4 separate regions of the Mus musculus genome follow, and all the other regions are linked to region 1. A link is a loop called in an ENCODE intact Hi-C map of the cell type or tissue named here. Cell type or tissue: left cerebral cortex. All regions are shown on one strand. Region 1 overlaps Gm31889 (a long non-coding RNA gene). Region 2 overlaps Fam114a1 (family with sequence similarity 114, member A1). Region 3 overlaps Wdr19 (WD repeat domain 19). Region 4 overlaps Wdr19 (WD repeat domain 19).

Region 1 (2,500 bases):
GTGTCAGATTTTGTCAGATGTGGTGTCTCACATCTGTAACCCTGCTATACAGGAGGTTGAGGCAAGACAGGATAGCCTGGGCTACAGAGTAAGAGTTCATTTTAGGAAAAAAAAATAATTCTGGAGCATTTCAGACTTCAGGTTTTCAAATGATAGATGCTCAGCCTGATATAGATAAAGGCTATTGTCAGGTGAGCTCCTGCAGATTAGAGTTAAAAGACCACCTGCTTCATCCTACTTGTCTATTTGTTGGGACAGAGTCTCACTGTGTAGCCCTGGCTGGCCTCAAACTCACAGAGATCCTCCAGCCTGTTTCTTGCTGTTTTGGTTTTGAAGAAAGGGTCTTTCTATGTAGATCGTGACCATCCTTCTGCCCCAGCTTCCCAAGTGATGGGACTACAGGTGAGTACCACCGTGCTGGGCTGACTCGCTGAACTGTGAAGGCCAAATAGGTAAATCCACCAGCAGTTTAGACAGCACACGATACATAGCTGGTGCCCAGTAAAAGCCAGCTCTAATAATGAAGCAGTCCTTGGCTGGAGAGATGGCTCAGCGGTTAATAGCATTGACTGCTCTTCCACAGGTCCTGAGTTCAAATCCCAGTAACCACATGGTGGCTCACAACCACCAATAATGAAAACTAATGCCCCTTTCTGGCGTTTCTACAGCATTCACACACACACAAAATAAATAAATAAATATTTAAAAAATGAAAGCAGTCCTCACCCTTAAAGAGGGATCACTGTCTAGATAATCTCTGTTTGTTTTGTTTTGTTTTCTGGTTTTTTCAAAACAGGGTTTCTCTTAGTAGCCCTGGCTGTCCTGGAACTCATTCAGTAGACCCAGTGATCTTTTAACCCTCTAGGATAATTTAGTTTTAGAAACATGAAGGTGTAAGTGGGACGAAATTCCTGAATGTGTGCTACCACTTCTGATGAAGAAAACCCCTAGATCCACCGGCAGCTCTTCTGAATTAGGGGAGAGGGCACCGTTGGGAGAAGAACTGTGTATTTTCAATGGACACTGTGTGGAAAGAGACCGCAATGGCAGACCTCTGACTACTGCTCATTTTTTTCCTTTTGACCTTTACTGAGTTGTTCTGGTAGCTCATCCTCTTCAACGAACAAGTGTAACTACTGATGTGACCACAAGATGGCACTGTAATCCAAAATTTCACAGAGGAAACCCCCCCCCCCCCCCCCCGAAAAAAAACCCTAGGTTCTTTTAAAGCTTTCTTTCCCCCAGGGTTCCTGGAACTGTTGTGTACTGGCAAGTAGAGCAATCTTGCTGAAAGGAAAGCTCTGGTTCTGTAGGTCTGGGTTGAGCCTGAAATGCTGTGTTTCTAACAGGCTCTCAGATTAGCATCTTTTATTAACTCCATCCCTGGTTCTAGGCCAGTTTAGTTTTAATTTCTCTACTGTTACACCTGATCGGAAAGGAGGGAAAACTAAATTGATGGGGAAAGGACTATGCTCTCTGTCTTTAAGAGGCAATGGGGGGGGGGGGGGAGGAGGAGGAAGAGGGAGAGATAAGGAAACCTGGGCGGTCCAATCCCCAAGACCTGTTGCAGCACACACTGCGCCCCACTGCCACCCCAGCACTGACCAGCTGAGCAGGTGCTCTGGTCAGGGTGAGCTGTGCAGAGCGCAGGGTCCTTCTTAGACCTTTCTGGCACAAAGGATTTATTTGAGAATTCAGTACAGGGTTTACAGTAAACAATGCCAGGTTTTTCAGCTAGCACTCCTAAATTCTCCTGTCAAAAGCTAAGCTAGAGATGCCAGCAGAGTCCATACTGGAAAGAGCTAGCCACAGACCGTATGACTGAATGTTAGAGCAGGAAGAGCCGCTTTGCTGATGGCATTATTCTTACATGCACAATCGTTCTATTTTAATACATGAACTTCTGCTTTCCCAAGTGAGAAGGGCTCTCAGGGAATAGCACGTGAAGTGAAACCACTTCTTGTCCACTAGGGCCCTTTGACTCCAGGCAGGCCCTTGCTTCTTGGCAGACACAGGAGTGTGTAGGAGGGAGAGGAGGTTGTTATCAATGGTTCCTGCTATTCTTCTCTGGCAGACTCTGACTTTCTATTTTCTAGATTTGGTTTTTCTCTCCCACCCCCTCCCTCTCCCTCCCCTTCCCCTTCTCCTCCCCCTCTCCCCCTCCCCTCCCCCTTCCTGCCTCTCCCCCTCCCCCTCTCACTCCCCCCCTCCCCCTTCCTTCTCTCCCCCCTCCCCCTCCCCTTCCCCTCCCCCTCCCTCAACTTCCTGTGTAGCTGAGGATGCCCCTGAACTTCTGATACTCCTGACTCTCCTCTCCTAAGTCCTGGAATTATAGTCGTGTGCCACCGTGCTTGGTCGTGTGCTGCTGGCGATAAAACACAGCCCTTCTCAAATCCTAGACAGTCTAGCCCCTGGGTTCCATGCCCAGCTCCCATATCATTTCTTCCCATTTTGTTTCCTTAACATAGTTTAAAACAAAGTTATATGAATAGCTGGCTCT
Region 2 (2,500 bases), 110 kb after region 1:
TCCCAGAGCTCTGACTCAGGGTCTCACACAAACTAGGCAGATGCTTTGTGACAGAGCCACACTCCAGCCTCAGTAAATGATGTGGTCATTTGGGTGGTGGTGATGGTAGTGTTAGGAGTGGAACTTGGGCCTTACTCAAACCAGGAGAATGCTGTACCACTAAGTCACAGGACCAACCTAAAAAGTATTTTCTATTTGATATTAGGTGGGATACTAGACATTTAGATGTCTTCTCTATTTAAGGAACTTTGAACTTGATGGAATCCCCTGCATAGTTAAATATTCTTAGGATCACACAATGGATGCCGTTGTTCAAAGGACCAATTGTGTTTTATTTTTTGTTTAAATTTTATTTATTATATGTAGATGGGTGTTTTGTCTATATGTATGTCTATGCAACACATGCATGCCTAGTGCACACAGATTTCAGAAGAGGCCGTTCGATCCCCTGGGACTGCAGTTATAGATGGTTGCCAGTCGCCATGTGAATGCTGGGAATTAAACCTAGGTCCTCTGAAAAAGCAGCCAGTGCTCTTAACTGCTGAGGCATCTCTCTAGCCCCTCTAATTATGATTTAGATGTCCTCGATCAATCCAAGTCTGATTTGCCCCAACTATACAAGGTCATTCTTCTGATTTTATGGGAAGGAGAGAAAAACAACAACATAGTGAGTTCTCATAGGATGCCTTCTGCTTTCTGAGTTAGGCCCCGAAGGTCTGTGTTAAAGGAGGTGAGAGCTATCTAGGTGAAAGGTGAGAAACAAAGCTTTCCAGCAGCATTTAATAATGTGAGAAGCAAGTTGATGCACTCTGCTTATTTCGTCTTGTGTGTGTGTGTGTGTGTGTGTGTGTGTGTGTGTGTGTGTGTGTGTGTGTTTGCGCGAATGTAGAGGTCAGAGGACTCGAAGGTTATTTCCTTCTGCCTTTATGTTGATTCCAAGAGTTGAACTCATGTCATTAGACCTACATGGAAGTACCTTTACCCCCTGAGCCATCTCATGGGACTTATGCGACTATTTTATAGGCTTCTAAGTGTGTCACCTAATGACCAGTTAGTGGAGACAATACTTAGGATATATAATTCATGGTTGATATTTATTTAGTTTATATTTTTTGTTAAATGTGTACATCTAGCCACTTGAGGACTTTCTATTAATTATAGATATTCCTTGTAACTAGCCAGAAGTTCCAGCTCAATGTCAAGGACTTTATTAATAAAGCACAACTGAAGTAGTCGCTTATTACACAGCATTTGACTTTCTGTTTTATTCACTAGCCAATTACCAGCTGTCAGGGCACAGTCAATATTGTAGATCTGAGTCAGAAGCCATCACCCCTGAGTGCATTGTTCTTTCTAATCACAGGCAGTGATCGGCCCAGTGAAAGAATTACATTAGTCATCAACTCACACCCGTCCTCCTGGTGGTACAAAGTTGCTACTGGATTCCATTGCCGAATGGGATGAATCAATGCAGACACCACAAACGAGTGCAGACAGTCACGAGTCATGGGCGTTCCGCTCATGTTGACAAGTCCCTCTCTGTTTCCAGACAGAAGGAAAAGCTGACAGCCAGCTTGCAAAGCTCCCTTCTTCACAGCCTTAAAGCTGGTGTTTCATAACATTTATGCAGCGTTTAGATGACAAATTCATAGGAAATAATTTTTTAATCATCTCAAGACCTGCAGGGTTATTGGTGCTGAGAGTTCTTTTATGTATGTCAAACATTCATTGCATATACTCAAGGTACAATTTACAAAAGTTTACAATATCATTGAGCGCATTTCCCCAGTCCCTGGGAGCTCGCCTCTGTCTTGTCTTGCATTTTGTAACAAATGAATGGGGGCTTAGAAAAGCTTCAGTAACTCATTACACAGAGTGGCAGAACCTCGACTCAATTCTGCGCAATTCAATTCTGTGACCTTTTCCACTGGTCGCATCTCTCTGCTGAATAGATGATATTTGATATTTACTGGGTAAATAGGAATGCAGTGAGATACAAATAACTAAAATCCACATTCAGTGGTTTGCAGAACAGCGATATATTTTTCTCCCATAATACAAAAGATGGGGACGAGTAGCTCCCGGTGTTGGCTCAGTGCTCCATCAGCATCAGGACCAGGGATGCTTTGACCTTTCCCTGAGGCAGAAAATTTCCCTGCTTCACTGCCAAGCATCGTTTCCACACTCAGAACAGGAGGAAGAATTGGCGACGGCTGTAACTGAAAATTCATCACAAAATCAAAGGCTTTTATATACATTTATGTACATCTTTGTGAATAACTGAGCAGTATACCACCCTTATCTGCAAGGGAGACAGTAGGGGAAAGGGCACTGGGGATGACTGATGGCCAGCCTTGGAGTTACAGAATCTACAGGTTATATAGGCCTCTTCCTCTCCTCCCTCCCTCCCTTCCTATAAAAAAGCTCTCTTACTTTGCCTATATACTTACTGTGGGTCTATATATTCTTCCTTTGCTTTCTATGATCTGTTTGTGAATAG
Region 3 (2,500 bases), 330 kb after region 1:
AAGGAGTGTGCAAACACATTCCAAAACCAGTTCTCCGTTTTGAAGAAACTGAGGTCTCAAGACTGTCACCTTATAAATTTGAAGTTCTATAACAAAGTCTACATTCATTATTATTGTTGTTGTTGTTGTTATTTTGAGTCTACCTGCTGCCAAGATGATATTCTGCCTCCAGTTTTTCTTTTAATTAATTAATTTATTTATATTATATGTAAATTTCCCCTTCTATGCATGGTCTTGCCAGCATGTATGACTGTAAACCACATGTATTCCTGTACCTTCAGAGGCCAGAAGTGGGTATTAGCTCTCCAGCAACTGGTGTTACCATGGGGGCAGTGCTGGTAATCAAACATGGGTCCAGATAGTGTTCTTAGCTTCTGGGCCATCTCTCTGACACCTCCAAAATTCTTTTTAGCATGTAGCCTTCATCTAAAAACCATAAGCTGTGCGAGTTTTTGGTTTATTTTTTGTTTTGTTTTGTTTTTTTCTTGAGACAGAGTCTTACTGTGTAGCCATGGCTGGCCTCGGACTCCCAGAGACCTGCCTGCCTCTGCCTCCCGAGTGCTGATATTACAGCTAAAAGCTCATGAGCTATAATGTCGCACTTCAGCTTCTAAGCAGAAGTTAAAGTTATACATGAAGTATTTCTTAGAGGATTCTTAAGGGGTTTATGTTGTGAACTGTTCTGTAACATATCTCTTAATGTTACAGGGATCAAATGTCTTTCCTTCTTTGGTCAAAAATTGGAAGTTTCCTGGCTGTTGGGACCATTAAAGGAAATTTGCTCATTTATAATCATCAGACATCTCGAAAGATTCCTGTTCTTGGTAGGTTCTACCTGGAAACACTGCTACACGTTGGCAATGCTGTTCTGAGAGTTGGTTCCATTGTCTGGGATTTCCCTGAGATGGCACAGAAAAATGTTTCCCTGGTCCATCTTAGATACCTGTCCAAGAGGATCCCTCTCCTGCTTGCTAAGATTTCCTGAGTTAAGGTCAGCCTGTGTCTTTGGCCATCAGGACATTAATGGTACCCATTTCCCCTCTCACACCCAGGTTGTATCTCTAGACATAGAATAGCTCATATGTGTATCAACACCTGTTGACCCCACATGTTAGTTAATTTTAGTCAGTGTGGCTGTATTCTACCATATACTAATTTTAATCCACATAGTGAGTTAACCAAAGTGTTCAGTGCCTGCTTACATGGGGAATATCCATCTTGAGTGCAGACTTTGGAATGTGAGTAGTTTGCCCGTGTGACCTTGCATGGAGTGCTCTGATTCCTTCCCCCTCTGTTCACTTGGCCTTGGCCCCTTGAATACCCAGGAAGATTGACCCTCTTCACTGTAGCATCATTCTGATGAGCGGTAGAGTGAGCAGGGCTAACTGCACGCAGGCGGCCAGAAAAGCATCCCCTCCACTAAGGGAGTCAGCAAACGCTGGAGATAGCGACACCTACAGGACACTTGAGGAAGTGCTTCCCATTAAGAGCATAGCGTCATTTTAAATTATTTTCACATGTCTCTCTTTAGTATTAATTTTAATTTTTAGTGATGAGAGATAAATAGAAGCATCATTAATCTATTAGACCAAACTAAAATTTTCTCCCAGTTAAAAAATCAGCCTTTTCCACACAAATTGTATGACCCCTGTAGGCATTCTGATTCCCACTTTATCTCTGAAAATGTCTTCCAGTACATTTATAAGCCCCAGAGATTTGGACACTGGATGTGTATGGAAATAGTATGTCAGAGCATGATCATTCTCATATCAGGCTGTCATATGAACACAATGTTGTGTGTAATCTGTATTTAATATGAATATGATTCTGCCACATTTTTTTTTTCAAGACAAGGTTTCTCTCTTTGCCCTGGCTGTCCTAAAACTCTCTGTAGACCAGGCTAGCCTCGAACTCAGAGAGATTTGCCTGTCCCTGCCTCCCTAATGCTGGGATTAAAGGTGTGTGCCACCATAGTCCAGCACCATATTTTTACTTAATAATCATATGAAAACATACCTGAAAAGACTAGAATTAATTGCCATGTCAGGACCATTAGATGAGTATATTGTTGCCTCTCTCATGCTTGTTTGGGATTCGTGGCTCAGCTCTGTTTCCTTTTGACTGTTTAAAAAAGATTTGTCTTTATTATTTTAAACTATGTTTAGGTTTTGCTACACATGAGTGCAGATGCTGTAATGGCCAGAGGCGTTGAATCCACTGGAGCTGAGATTACAGATGGTTTTAAACCACCTGCTCTGGGTGCTGGGAACTGAGGTTGGGTCCTCTGGGGAAAGAGCAAATGCTCGTAACCCCTGGGCTCTCTCTCCAGCTCCTCTTCTTAACCTTTCTTAAGATCAGGTCATCCCACCTTGGGGTGCTCGATCCACCAGCACTGGATAGTAACCAAATATGCATTTCATGCTGTACTGATCTGTGCCTTTGAGCTCAACAAGATACTGGCATTTCTTGCTATGCAGTGTTCTGATATGTACACATGTTA
Region 4 (2,500 bases), 370 kb after region 1:
GGACTGCAAATCCAGCAAAATGAAGGCAGAAGTAGAAAGAAGTTCAGAACGAGGTGGTGGGGAAAGCTGATTCTGGAAGGATCGAGCCATGCACAGCTGGGCCAGACTCTTCCATGATGAGCCAGCCTGTCACTCCCCTCCATGCCTGAGCACCCTGTGGCTTCACCTTTAGGCCAGTCTCTCACACAGAAGGGAGCACTGCCAGAACTTTCTAAAATCTGTGACCGTGGTATCCAAACCACTTAACCCTTGGACTGGGCATGTGGCTCACACTTTTAATCCTAGCACTTGGGAGGCAGACGGGGGTGGAACTCTGAATCCCAGGAGAGACTGATCTACATAGTGAGTTCCAGGACAGCTAAGGCTACCTAGAGAGACTGTGACTCAAAAAACCAAAACAAGGCAGGATGGTGGTGGTGCACACCTTTAATCCCAGGGCTCAGGAGGCAGAAGCAGGCAGATCTCTGAGTTTGAGGCCAGCCTGGTGTACAGAGGAAATTTTAGGACAGCCAGGGCTACACAGAGAGAGAAACCTTGCCTTGAAAAAAGACAGAACAAAACAAAAAAAGATGATGACAACAAACAAAACTGTTTAACCCTGTCAGGGCTGAAGAGATTAATGTAACCCTGTCACAGTATCTTTGTGGCTTTGGTCTGGGCATCTACCTCCCCCCCCACACACACACACACACTGCATCCTATCCCACCTTCTTGTTTCCCAAGCCCCATTCATAACTGCCTTGCTTTAGGCCCTCCCGCCATAGGCTCAACTCACTTCCTTTCACAAGCCCTCCTCTCCTCCCTCTTAGACCTTGACTCACTCAGCACTCGGGCTCACTACAACTTAGACAATTTGTTAGCCCCATAAAGGCCAGTTTACCTGTTTCTACATAAAAGATGGACCAAGGATCTGAATTTACCTTGGGTGGCCCAAGACAGAATACAATACATAGCTGTGGTGCCAGGTTCAAGCTGTTGAAGGTCACAGGACAGGGCCATGGTGCCGGGGACAAGCTATTGAAGGGAAAATTAGGAGGCAGCATCCCAGTACCAGGAGCCAGGCCAGGCTTGAGAATCTCGGCTTAGCCATGTTTTGGGCCACAAGCAAGAAGTTGTTTGAGGAAGCAAACATGCATTGGAGCTAATATAAGGCTGCAAAAATGAAAGACATAATTTATTTCAGATTCATGTTAAGAGTGGAGACCATATGAAGGGAGCGCGCATGCTCATTCGGGTGGCCAACAATATCAGCAAGTTCCCATCACGTAAGTACTGTCTCCACAGAGCTCTGTGCACACCTCAGGCCTCAGACAGGTGCTGAGGTGTGCACTTCCCCAACCAGGCATGTTCACAGTTCCCTGTGTGGTGACATCATGTATCCACATGATTCCAGGTAGTAGGCTGAAGTTCCTAAGACCACCCCAAAATTTGACACTTGTCCCAGAACCACAATATGGCTGAGCACGTTAGTGCGGTAGCTAAGGTCTAAGCCAGCAGAACAAGGTGCCTGGGGCAAAGCCTAAAGAAAACCAAGTGCAGGCACAAGCCTTTCAGAGTCCCCTCTGGGGACAATCACACAGAACCTGAGTCATACCTCCCCCAGAGCAAGTTGGGACACTAAGTCTGAAGTGTACACCAGGAGTGCATTACATTCACAGCCGAGGGCTTTCACTGGCAGCTGGTCACCACGGAACCTCCTGCCTGACATGTTCTCACTGCCAGAAAGAGAGGAGCCAGCACGTGTATACATAGGTGCCTCAAGACCCCCACCAGCCCTGGAAACGGGGACCTGCCCCAAAGCTGAGGCCCCAGAGGCAGGCTCACAGCCCAGTGTCTACAGTCCCTCTATTGGTAGCTGGCTCTGGACTTGTGCGTACATGTAGCTCCTGTTTTCATTTGATAGTAAGTAAGCCAGAGCAAAGGGAGTAAGTGCCCAAGACCACATTAGTATCTTATGTTTCCAAGCCTAGCAGGACATGGCTTCAGGGAAAGGTCCCTTTCTCCTGGATGGACTGTCACTAAACATTCTTAAATGAACAGACTTCATCGCACAGTGTGACAGGTGTCAACAAACTTGCTGTAAAGAATTAGATGTTAAACATCTAAGCCATTTGATCTGTCACAACTATTTAACTGCCATTTGGTGTGAATAAGATGTAAGTGAACACGTGGGGCTGGGTTCTAACAGAACTTTAATTTCTGGACGCAGATATCTGAACAGCACTTAACATATCACAAAGTATCTTGGTATTTCCTTCGACCATTTAAAACTGTAAAAACCATTCTTAGTTCATAGGTCATACAAAAGTCTAGAGGGTCAGAGTTCACCTCCCTGACGTCTTTGCTTTTGAGATAGCTCATGTAGCCCAGACTACCATGCACTCAGCTGCTGTCCGCTCTTGCTGTCTTGCAGACATCGTGCCTATCCTGACGTCTACTGTGATTGAGTGTCATAGGGCAGGCCTGAAAAACTCTGCCTTCAGCTTTGCAGCTATGCTGA

Evidence for each region. Hi-C counts contacts between places; a loop is a spot of excess contacts. Peaks named below come from ENCODE experiments on the same cell type or tissue, not always from the same donor. Only the 100,000 strongest peaks of a DNase experiment are listed, where the experiment ranks them.
Region 2: a loop joins it to region 1, with 3 times the contacts of the local background. A loop is called at or near these places in 4 of 42 quality-filtered maps.
Region 3: it touches region 1 in a loop (3-fold over the local background); 14 of 42 quality-filtered maps call a loop at or near these places.
Region 4: a loop joins it to region 1, with 4 times the contacts of the local background. A loop is called at or near these places in 15 of 42 quality-filtered maps.

Annotation. Positions count from the first base shown.
Region 1 is chr5:64,882,507-64,885,006 of GRCm38, forward strand. The region is part of intron 3 of Gm31889 (a long non-coding RNA gene); the gene reads left to right. Among named protein-coding and RNA genes, the nearest start is that of Gm31889, 4.2 kb to the left of the region's middle. In left cerebral cortex, CTCF peaks have their summits at 1,127 (motif pointing right) and 1,964; DNase peaks (open chromatin) are centred at 1,145 and 1,914; H3K27ac peaks cover 363 bases.
Region 2 is chr5:64,991,316-64,993,815 of GRCm38, forward strand. All of the region lies in intron 2 of Fam114a1 (family with sequence similarity 114, member A1), which reads left to right. It overlaps Gm32374 (a long non-coding RNA gene), which reads right to left. Exons shown (of 3, transcript XR_003955930.1): 3 at 1,076-2,219. Among named protein-coding and RNA genes, the nearest start is that of Mir574, 22 kb to the left of the region's middle. In left cerebral cortex, a CTCF peak has its summit at 1,419; a DNase peak (open chromatin) is centred at 1,470.
Region 3 is chr5:65,212,107-65,214,606 of GRCm38, forward strand. It overlaps Wdr19 (WD repeat domain 19), which reads left to right. Exons shown (of 37, transcript NM_153391.2): 5 at 709-824. Among named protein-coding and RNA genes, the nearest start is that of Wdr19, 14 kb to the left of the region's middle. In left cerebral cortex, a CTCF peak has its summit at 1,467 (motif pointing left); a DNase peak (open chromatin) is centred at 1,424.
Region 4 is chr5:65,253,868-65,256,367 of GRCm38, forward strand. It overlaps Wdr19 (WD repeat domain 19), which reads left to right. Exons shown (of 37, transcript NM_153391.2): 32 at 1,184-1,265; 33 at 2,414-2,500. Among named protein-coding and RNA genes, the nearest start is that of Wdr19, 55 kb to the left of the region's middle. In left cerebral cortex, no CTCF peak of the experiment used is centred here; no DNase peak of the experiment used is centred here.